Regions from separate parts of the Homo sapiens genome. Here regions 2, 3 and 4 are each linked to region 1. A link is a contact called in ENCODE Hi-C or POLR2A ChIA-PET data. All regions are on one chromosome and are shown on one strand. The core of a region is the stretch at or near the end of the contact, and the rest is flanking DNA. Distances in the headings are between cores, read along the strand shown. Region 1 overlaps ATP9A (ATPase phospholipid transporting 9A (putative)). Region 2 overlaps NFATC2 (nuclear factor of activated T cells 2). Region 3 overlaps NFATC2 (nuclear factor of activated T cells 2). Region 4 overlaps NFATC2 (nuclear factor of activated T cells 2).

Region 1 (2,516 bases), core at 11-2,510:
TATTTTTTTCTCATTTTCTGACCTCTTTATCTTTGGTTGGGTTGGTGGAACTGGGCCTCTGGGGCTTTTGGACTAGTTCTCCCCTTGGCACAAACCTCACCACACTCCTCTAATGTGATGGTTCTCATCCTGGGGGCATTCGAGAATGTCTGGCAACATTTGTGGTTGTCACAACCAGAGGCTGAGAGTGCTACTGGCATGTCATAGGTGGAGAGCAGGGATGCCGCTCAGCATCCTGCAATGCACAGGACAGCCCCCACCTGAGGAAGGGCCTGAGAAACCCTGTTATGATGTGTTCATATAACCCAAATGCTCTATGCAAATGACTGTCCAGTTATCTGATGTGAGGAAGTTTTAGTTCAGTTATAAAACTTCTCCTAGGCTTGGTACGGTGGCTCCTGCCTGTAATACTTTGGGAGGCCAAGGCAGGAGGATCACTTGAGCCAACGAGTTTCAGTCCAGCCTGGGCATCATTGCCAGACTCCACCTCTACTAAAAGCAAAAAAATTAGCTGGGCATGGTGGTGCACACCTGTAGTCCCAGCTACTGGGAAGGTTGAGGTCAGGAGGTCCAGGTTGAGGTCACTCGAGTCCAGGAGGTCGAGGCTGTAGTGAGTCGTGATTGTGCCATTGCGCTCTAGCCTGGGCAACACAGCAAGACCCTGTCTCAAAAAAATAAAGAAAAAGAAAAAAGAATAAGAAAAAAAAGAAAAATTCTCTTGACTTGGTTTAGTGACTGTGGACAGCCCCAGTTTGGGTCTCCCCTGTCTCTTTTTTAAACATGTGTGAGTGCACGCACAGTGCAAGATGGCACCTTCTTGCACCCACAAAGCAAGGCCATTTCCTTGTGTGAATGTCTGTCTCTTAAGAAATCAGGCAAGGTTGGAGAAGGACTCGTGTGATGTCTTTTTGCAGGAAGGTTGTGTCCCTGTTTTGTTTTTGTGGCGTACAAGATGTTCCAGTGCCTTCTCCCCCTTCCCACGTGGAGCCACGGGTTTGGATCGTGGCTGTAGATCATCGTAGCGCTGTCATTGCTGGACTAAAAGAGGCCTTTGAGCAGGTGCCAGATGCAGACCACGGTGGGAAAAGATGAGGCCCCCAAACAATGCCACACAGCCGGCCGATCTCTGTAAATTTATGGCGTAATCTTGCCATAATATGGGAACGAAATAAACTTGTGATGAACTCCGTGGGAGGAAGTGACTCATGGGAGGGGATCGTTGATGCGGTATTTATATTGGACAGAACTTCTGAACTCACTCAAGCCCTTTTCTTAGTGAGGAAGCTGGGCTGGGAGCATCATTTCCTACAGCCACATGTTGTTGAGCACCCTTTGGTTGTCGGGGGGAAGGAAAAAATAAAACCTCTGATTCTTTAATGTGCAGACCCCACAGCTCTCTTTGGCCTGCGTCAAGAGCAGGCATAGCCACAGTCTATCAGAGATAAAGTGTGCAGTTGAACGCTTTTAAACGTGGGTGCCTGTCTTGGCCTGGGGGTGCTCTTATGAGTCAGCATGTTGTTCTAAAAGATTGTTGGTGATTAAGGGGCATTTGAAAGTTATTCTAAAAGAGGAAACTCTACCACTAATCTGATTTTGGATATTTCTGTTCCATGAAAGGGCTGCATAGACAAAGTGGCCTCCAAAGGAGCCTGAAACCAAAGAACAAGGCAGGCAAATCCAGTTTGTCGTTAAAGGGTGTTTTATTGGGGGAAACTTACAGATAGAAGCGTGGTTTTTGGGGGAGCCGAACAGACAGAAGTGTAGTTTTGGGCGGCAGGAAAACAGGTGGATGTCCATACTGTTACTCCCTAGACCCAGGGCTTATACCACAGGGAAAGGGTCCGCGTGCCCCAGCAGGACAATTACGGGCACCTTCCAGGAGAGGCAAGAAAGCTGTATGTTTCATCACCTGTAATTTGTGCGATAACATCAAGGTTGACATGTTCTTATGTGAAGGACGGTGAATTAAGTAGGAATCGGGGGTGTTCATGGGACTGGGCTAATCAGAAGTCAGCATGGCGCATTTGCACCTGAGATGCAGTCACTTTTTTTTTAAGATGGAGTTTCGCTCTTGTTGCCCAGGTTGGAGAGCAATGGTGCAATCTCAGCTCATTGCAACCTCCGCCTCCCAGGTTTAAGTGATTCTCCAGCCTTGCCTCCTGAGTAGCTGGGATTACAGGCATGCACCACCACGCCCAGCTAATTTTGTAATTTTAGTAGAGACAGGGTCTCACCATGTTGGCTAGGCTGGTCTCGAACTCCTGACCTCAGGTGATCTACCTACCTGAGCCTCCCAAAGTGTTGGGACTACAGGCGTGAGCCACCACACCCAGCTTGAGATGCAGTCACTTTTGTCTCCACGGTTCCATATTCAATGAAGACTTTCCGGGCATTTATTCTGGGCTTCCTGGAGTAGCAAAATTTAGGCACAAGGTATTGATGGCCATGCTCAGTTTTCTTGCTTATCTTTACTGCCTCCCACCTCCCAGTGACGCGAATCATTGGGGGAAAATGGG
Region 2 (2,516 bases), core at 5-2,504, 170 kb after region 1:
AGAGATGGGGTTTCATCATGTTGGCCAGGCTGGTCTCAAACTCCTGACCTCAGGTGATCTGCCAGCCTCAGCCTCCCAAAGTGCTGGGATTACAGGCATAAGTCACCCTGCCCGGCCTGTTATTTCTTAAATTTAAATTTATTTTTATTGTTGAAACAGAGTCTTGCTGTGTCACCCAGGCTTGAGGGCAGTGGTGCAATCTCAACTCACTGCAACCGCCACCTCCCAGGTCAAGCAATTCTCTTGCCTCAGCCTCCCAAGTAGCTGGGATTCCAGGCACGTACCACCACGCCCAGCTAACTTTTTTTGTAGTTTTAGTGGAGATGGGGTTTCACCACCTTGGCCAGGCTGGTCTCGAAGTTCTGACCTCAAGTGATCTGCCCACCTTGGCCTCCCAAAGTGCTGGGATTACAGGGGTGAGCCACCACACCCAGCCTGTCCGCTGTTATTAACAGAAACTGCCCTCTCTGTAGGAGCGAATTTCTCTAACCAGTCTCTCCTGAGGTTCTTGGATAGATCGTAATTCTTGGCCACCCGGCTTGACGGCGAATTTCAGATAGTCAGGCAATAACTTCCCATTTCCAGGCCTACTTGGGCGATGTGGGGGAACCCTGTGCCGGTGTCAGTTTTCTTCGCTGAACCTTTGCGGTGGCTGCTGCTGTGCTGCAGGTGGGCACAGTTGCAAGACAAAGTCAACACCCAAACTGGTTAAACCAACAGCGTCCTGTTGATTCAGAGCTCATAAAATACAAGAGCCCCCCCAAGCCACTTTATGACGTGCCAGAATCCAGGGGCAGGAGGGAAGCCTGGGGAAGTCACTTTGCAGGGGCCACCTTGAAGCTTAAGCTGGAGCAGAGGTCAAGACTTCACCCGCAGGCCTGAGCCAGGCCCTCAAAGATGACTTTAAAAGCAAGGTGCCTGGTTTGGTTGGAAAACTGCAGGCTGTGCGGTTTGGATTGTCTGCAGTCTCAGAAATGAATGGGAGAAAGGGGGGCTGATGAGGAGGGTGGGTGCAAGCCTGGGAGGCCCACTGGGCTTCCTTAGAGCCTCCCACCCACCCTGGACCTGTCACCCCAATTAGCAGCCATAGGTGATGGAGGTTGCATCAGAGAGCAATAGAGAAGTAGAGCTCAGGAGGGTAATTTGGGCTGCTGTGCGCTGGCTTCAGTTCCTCTTTCAAAAGCTAATTGCTTTGCCTCTGGGTTCTCTGAGGACTGGGGCCTGCCCTGGAGGAGTTCCCCGTCCTCAGGTGGCCTCTTAAGTGTGGAACTTGGCTCTTAAGCAAACGTGCGTGACAAGTCACCCGGAAAGATTGTTAAAATGCAAATGTCTGGCCTCTGCCCGAGAGATTGGGGCACAGAGGGTGAGGGATGTGGCCTGGGTATCTGCATTTTTATCTAGCACCTTCTGACCCTGCGTTGCTGGGGGAAGATTCTGCTACAGGTGACCTGAGAGCCACACTTTGAGAAACACTGGCAACTGGGGTCAAGAAACCTGGGCCAGGCGTAGTGGCTCATGCCTATGATCCCAGCACTTTGGGAGGGCGAGGCGTGCGGATCGCCTGAGCTCAGGTGTTTGAGATCAGCCTAGGCAACATGGCAACATCCAGTCTCTATTAAAAAAAAAAAAAGAAGAAGAAACCTGGGTTATGGCTCAGGATTCACCGAGAACAGCAGTGACCACAGAGGTGACCTGTGTACACACATGCATATGTTTGGTACATATATGCTAAAATATATAAGACAACAATGTCTATGGCTGGCACATACAGCCTCTCAGAAGCTACAGCTTTTAGTGTTGCTAACCTTGCTGACCCATGTTTATTAAGCCAGACACGCTTTTGATGAACTTGTTTAATCCTCGTAATGACCTGTGAAGTGGGACTGTTAACAGCCCCATTTTACAGATGGGGAGACTGAGGCTCAGAGCTGTGAAAACCCCTACAAGGATCAACCAGGGGGGTGTCCAACACTATAGCCTTAACCAAGAGCACGTGCTGCCCTTCACTGAAGCTGAGCTCTGAGCATCTGTCCTCTCCTCTCTAGATGGGAGTGATAGTGTCTTCCTTGCTGTAGGGCTATGATTTAAGGGTTTAAACAAATAAAGTGTTGTGAAAATAACTTAGCAAGAAAAAGAGGGGCATTTTTGAAAGTCAACGATAGCAAAGACCATCATGTCTTGAGTTGTTACTGTGTGCTAAGCATGGGCTGTTTTGTCTTATATAGGATATTTTCTCCTATTGTGGTAAAATACACATAAAATTTACCATTTTAGCTATTTTCAAGTATGCAATTCAGTACATGAAGTACATTCACAATATTGTGCAACTACCACTACTCTGTAGTTGCAGAACTTTTTTTTGTTTTGTTTTGTTTCTTTGTTTGTTTTTTTGAGATGAAGTCTTGCTTTATTGCCCAGCCTGGAGTGTAGTAGCGTGATCTCGGCTCACTGCAACATCCGCCTCCTGGGTTCAAGCGATTCTCCCACCTCAGCCACCCAAGTAGCCGGGATTACAG
Region 3 (2,516 bases), core at 9-2,508, 150 kb after region 1:
ATTGTCTATATTTCAAAAGTGCTAAGAGTAGATCTGAAGTGTTTTTACCACCAAACAATAAGTATGTGAGGTGATGGATGTGTTAATTAGCTTGATTTAATCATTCCACAATGTAAACACATATTAAAGCATCACATATTGTACCCCATAAATATATAAAATTGTTATTTGTCAATTAAGAGGAAAAATAAAATGAATAATAAAACAGTTTGGAATGAAAGAAAAGTTTGGAAGGATGTACACTCAAATGCTTACTTATTTTCAAGGGGTATTCTTTTTGTGATTTATCTTGTCTATTTTTTCCTGCAATGAGTGAGCTCTTAGTACTTTACACCAAAAAAAAAAAGGAACAGCAAGAATCAACAGATATTGATGCCTTTTTATCTTTGTATCAGGACAGTTAAGTTGCCACTAAAAATAGGCAGATCTTGAATTTGGTGGCAGGCAGGGGTGAGTCTGAATAACTTTCTCTTTGACGCTGAGGGTCTTTGACACGTGGAGGCCATGTTTGTGTGTCTCTGGGTTCTTATTGCTGAGCTGGTGGGGTGGATTTGCCTGTCTTAAAATGCATAGGCCAGACTTGGGGGGCTGGGGGTGGGGGGATTTTGCCTTTTTCTGAATCAGGAATCAGCCATACAACAGAAGAAACAAACAGGGCCAGTGGAGGCTGTTGCCACCTGATCACTTATGACCTGTAGGATAGTGAGCAAGTTAGTTAACCTGGTTGAGCCTCACCGTTCTCATCTAAAAATGGGATAACACTGCTCTTCTCTGAGCATTGTTATGGAGATTACATTAGCTATGTTTGCAAGCGATCCCAATACACTGTGTAGAAAGGTCTTCACCTATGGAGGGTGCAAAGTTTTCCTTGTGATGAGGTTGGATGGCGTCATTTATATAGCTAACTGTGGCGGGATGTCTAAATCACACGTCATTCCTCAGATCCGGTTTTTCAAGTAGCTGAGTTGACAAGGGGACAGAGTGGATTATTAATAGAATGATGCCCCCAAGCCTGCAGTTGGCTTCTTGGGTCCCTTTGATGGGAAGGTTGGTGGATGGAAGTCGCACCAAGCTGCAGCCTGGGCCCCCACCCCCGCAGACGCCACAGACACTCCCCTCCCGTGCATTCAGCCCTTCACGGTGTGCACTAGAAGCACTGCTTCTTCCTGGAACCTTTTCAACTGCCTGGGAAATTACAAGAAGCAGAAAACTTTCGCTCTCACCTTGGCTGCAGGAAGTGGCGTTTCCTTTGCTCGGGAGGCCAGTGACGTGGAGCTCCTGTATTGCAGAATGTGTCTGCTGTGCCTGGAGTGTGATCCGGCTGGTCCAGGCCACCGAGAAGACCTCACCTTTGGAGAAGCCTGAAAAGGCCGCCCCAAAGCCTCCTGACCGAGGTCTCCCGAAAATGGGGATGGTGGGGAGTTTGGAACCTGAAGGGTAGATCATGTCATCTCAAAACATCAAGTTCTATTTGCAAAACCCAAATCACTGAGTTTTTGGAGAAGCAAGTAAATGGCTATCTGTTCTTCTCATCAAACCTCCAGGGACCTGGCGAGGAAGGCTCTTCCAGAATGAGGCAGCTGAGCAGTTGGGATTCTGGGCACATTCTGTACCTTTTGTAGGAGGGGAGGATGGAGGGTGGACGGGAAGTATTCCTTTCATGAAAGATGGTGAGGTTTCTTCACCTGGCCCCTCTTTCCTCTGACACTCCAAGCCGGCAACTGTTGAGCCAGCCCACTGAGAAGACTGCAATTAGTGCCTGGGCTTTCCCATATGGGAGGCCTTCACGTTGGTTCTCACTTTGTTCACATTCATTCTTCACCCTTCCATTCAGTTCTGTAATATCACCTCCCTGTTTCGATTTGCGTCATCCTCCGATGACAAGGAAAGTTCTCGTTTCATGGGTACCTACCGTGTGCTGTGCTTTGGTGCCCAACAAAGGTCACCTTATTTCGCCTTTCAGAAGAGGCCTGCAGGGTGGGGGGTGATGTCTCCTTTTTATCTGAGCATATGGAAACTCAGGGGTGGAGCGATTGCTCACAGTCACACAGCCATCAAGAAGCAGAGCTGGCATCGAAATTCAGATATGTCTGACCCAAAGTGAAAAACTTTGTGCTTTCAGCTATACCACACTGCTTTCTGGTGTTACCCGGGGAGGCGGGGAAGGGACCCTCACCAGTGCCAGGTGGATTCTATCTGCTCACATTGTATAAGCCAGCCCAGCTCAACCCAGAGGCTGCTCTTCAACTCAGAGAGGCCATTCTTGGCTTTCCTAAAGAGGTTTTTCTCTCAAGGAACTACCGTTTTTGTTTGTTTAGGTTGCTGTTTGTTTCTCTCCCTCCATCTCCCTCTGTGCCCCTTCTTTTCTCCCTCCTTCCTGCCCCACTCTCTCTCCTGTGCGGCAGGAAGCACATTCTATTTTTTTTGAGACAGAGTCTTGCTTTGTGACCCAGGCGGGAGTGCAGTGGTGCAATATCGGCTCACTGCCACCTCCAACCCCCGGGTTCAAGTGATTC
Region 4 (2,516 bases), core at 5-2,504, 130 kb after region 1:
GTGACTGGGAAGTGGTGAGGATGCTATTTAGGGAAGAACTTCCTGAAGGGGTGCCGTTTGAATGGAATTTTGAGTGCAGTGAGGGAATAAGCTGTGTTGCTATCTTGGGAGCCAGCGTGGTAGGAAAGGGAGCAGCCAGTGCTGAAGCCCTGAGGCAGAAGCTTGCTTGGTGTCCACCTTGAGCATCAGTACAGAGGTTGGAGCCAGCTGAGTCTGATTCAGGAGTTAAGTGTTGATGGTGAATGAGGTTTTTGGTTTCCATGTCAGCTTCCCTGTGGCATTTCAGTGCCTTTTATAAGACCATGGAATGTAGATAGAGGTCCCCAACTCATAACCCAGGGAAATCTTCTGTGTGTCACTGGATACAGTTGCACAGGCTGTGCATGGCACAACAGCTGTGTGTATCATGAGGGTGCCATTCACATTTGCAGGTTTATTAAGACAGTGTTCTGACGCATACCTGCCAAAGGTATAGAGGAAGTGTTGTCTGCTGTGAAGCTGCATGAAAGTGCCAGACAAGCCAGCAGTGAGTGGCCCTGGTGGTATAATGGTTTAAGAGAGAAAAACCATCTGTGTTTGAGTGTCTTTAGGTTGGGAACTTGGTTCCTCAGTCTTTGCACTGGTTGCCAGCTCATTTTCATTACTTGCCTGGCCCCTTAAGGTGTTTGTGTTGAACTCTGATAGCAAGAAAGGTGTTTCTGCTAGTCTAAAACACTTCCCACTCCATTCTTTTCCTTTCTTTTGGATGGAGCTTTTGTTGGTTCCTCCTTCTCACCCTCTGACTGACCAGACTGCCTGGGAGGGTGAGGGTGGGGGTGGGGGTGAGGGTGGTGAGTGTGGGGGTAGAGGTGCGGGGTGGTGAGTGTGAAGGTGGAGGTGGGGTGGTGGTGAGGGTGGGGGTGGTGGGGGTTGGTGAGGGTGAGGGCGAGGGTAGAGGTGCGGGGTGGTGAGTGTGGAGGTGGGAGTGGGGTGGTGGTGAGGGTGGGGGTGGAGGGGGGGGTGGTGAGGGTGAGGGTGGAGGGGTGGGAGCATTCTTGGCTTCCTCTTCTGCCTGAGCCTCGCTGTGCAACCTCAGCCCACATACTTCTCACTGAGCTGTAGGAGCCTCTGCCCTAAAACGAGTGGGTAGGGCTCTGTAAGTTCCCTCCTACCTCTAAACTTACTTAATTCTATGACTCAGAGTAATAGGTATCACCCAAGTAGAAGTGCCTATGTTTAGTTTTGTTCACTTTGAGGTGGGAGTTCCAACTTCTCTTCAACTTGGGTTGCCTTAACTTGCAACTCCAGGGTTGATTCATTCAGGGACTTGAAGCTGTTAAGCTGTCATTTTTTCTATTAAAAATTTTTTTTAAAGAGTTTGGGGATAATTGAGCTAGAAGGAGACTTAGAAATCATCTAGTTGGATGACTGGTGTGTCTGATTCATGTATCATTTTACTGAGGGTTTCAGCTACCATTTTACTGAGGGCTCTGGTTATCATTTTATTGAGGGATTCCTACGTGCCAGACCTTTTGCTAAACTAAAGTTGTCTCATTCAATCTCATACTGAGTACTTGAGGGTAGGTACTGTCATGATCAGTTTTCAGGTGGCCAAATAGAGGTTCAGAGAGATTATATGAAATTTTAATATAAAGATAATACAGCAACTAAATTGGCAGAGCCACGACTCAGATCATTAAAGGCAGAGGTTAGAAAAGTATTACTTATTGAGCATGTACAATAGGCCAGACATTAAGAGAAGACTTGCATTAACCATTGTAACCCCATGAATTGGGTTCTACTATCTTACAAATGAAAAAACTGAGCCCCAGAGAAATGTGACTTGCCTGAGGTAAAGCTTTTACAGGTAGGAAGCAGAAGTGTTTTAGATTTCTTTTTCTTTCTTTCTTTCTTTCTTTTTTTTTTTTTAAGATGGAGTCTTGCTCTGTCATCCAGGCTGGAGTGCAGTGGTGCGATCTCGGCTCACTGCAACATCTGCCTCCGGATTCAAGCGATTCTCCTGCCTCAGCCTCCAAAGCAGCTGGTATTAGCCACCACGCCTGGCTAATTTTTGTATTTTTGGTAGAGACGGGTTTCATCATGTTGGTCAGGCTGATCTTGAACTCCTGGCCTCAAGTGATCCACCCACCTTGGCTTCCGAAAATGCTGGGATTATAGGCATGAGCCACCGTGCCCGGCCGCGTTTTAGATTTTGAATCTCTTTCTCTTTCTCATCTGCTTCTCTTTGCCTTGTGATCTTTTATGGGCATCCAGTTGGCCTGTTGGCCTTCCTCACAGTTCTGTGCATCTGTGTGGGAGCTGGGCTCGGGGTAGGGTGCTCAACCATTTCTTACCTCCTCCCCTCTGTCACCTGGGGCCAAGCTAGCATCATCTCTTGTCTGGGTGACAGCCTCCTAACTGGTTTCCCTGCCTCCACTTGCACCCTTCATTCATCTGCTCCCCACACAGCTGCCAGAGGATCTGTTCAGAGTGTACCTTGGTCTACACCACCCCCATTCTGAGCCCTCCTGTGTCTC

The links. A loop is a pair of places that touch in the nucleus more often than their neighbours do. ChIA-PET counts read pairs that join two places held with the same protein, here RNA polymerase II (POLR2A). Pooled maps may share reads with other maps.
Region 2: a loop to region 1 is called in a pooled map, with 2.2 times the contacts of the local background. The contact joins two enhancer-like sites. A Hi-C loop is called at or near these places in 1 of 168 maps with a recorded cell type or tissue (endothelial cell of umbilical vein), 1 of 37 single-sample maps with no recorded cell type and 4 of 50 pooled maps. POLR2A ChIA-PET finds 5 or more read pairs at or near these places in 2 of 52 experiments (WTC11 and activated T-cell).
Region 3: a pooled map shows a loop between it and region 1 (5-fold over the local background). The contact joins two enhancer-like sites. A Hi-C loop is called at or near these places in 7 of 50 pooled maps. POLR2A ChIA-PET finds 5 or more read pairs at or near these places in 3 of 52 experiments (GM12878, H1 and activated T-cell).
Region 4: a pooled map shows a loop between it and region 1 (3-fold over the local background). The contact joins two enhancer-like sites. A Hi-C loop is called at or near these places in 6 of 50 pooled maps. POLR2A ChIA-PET finds 5 or more read pairs at or near these places in 2 of 52 experiments (H1 and WTC11).

What each region holds. Positions count from the first base shown.
Region 1 is chr20:51,630,240-51,632,755 of GRCh38, reverse strand. The region is part of intron 15 of ATP9A (ATPase phospholipid transporting 9A (putative)); the gene reads left to right. Among named protein-coding and RNA genes, the nearest start is that of NFATC2, 89 kb to the right of the region's middle. RefSeq lists an enhancer at 683-1,882. Within about 2 kb of position 1,260, at least 27 of the 41 ENCODE cell types and tissues checked have a DNase peak (open chromatin) inside an H3K27ac peak, as active enhancers do.
Region 2 is chr20:51,459,754-51,462,269 of GRCh38, reverse strand. The region is part of intron 5 of NFATC2 (nuclear factor of activated T cells 2); the gene reads left to right. Among named protein-coding and RNA genes, the nearest start is that of MIR3194, 8.0 kb to the right of the region's middle. Within about 2 kb of position 1,254, at least 4 of the 41 ENCODE cell types and tissues checked have a DNase peak (open chromatin) inside an H3K27ac peak, as active enhancers do.
Region 3 is chr20:51,480,198-51,482,713 of GRCh38, reverse strand. The region is part of intron 3 of NFATC2 (nuclear factor of activated T cells 2); the gene reads left to right. Among named protein-coding and RNA genes, the nearest start is that of MIR3194, 28 kb to the right of the region's middle. Within about 2 kb of position 1,258, at least 6 of the 41 ENCODE cell types and tissues checked have a DNase peak (open chromatin) inside an H3K27ac peak, as active enhancers do.
Region 4 is chr20:51,499,134-51,501,649 of GRCh38, reverse strand. All of the region lies in intron 3 of NFATC2 (nuclear factor of activated T cells 2), which reads left to right. Among named protein-coding and RNA genes, the nearest start is that of NFATC2, 42 kb to the left of the region's middle. Within about 2 kb of position 1,254, at least 8 of the 41 ENCODE cell types and tissues checked have a DNase peak (open chromatin) inside an H3K27ac peak, as active enhancers do.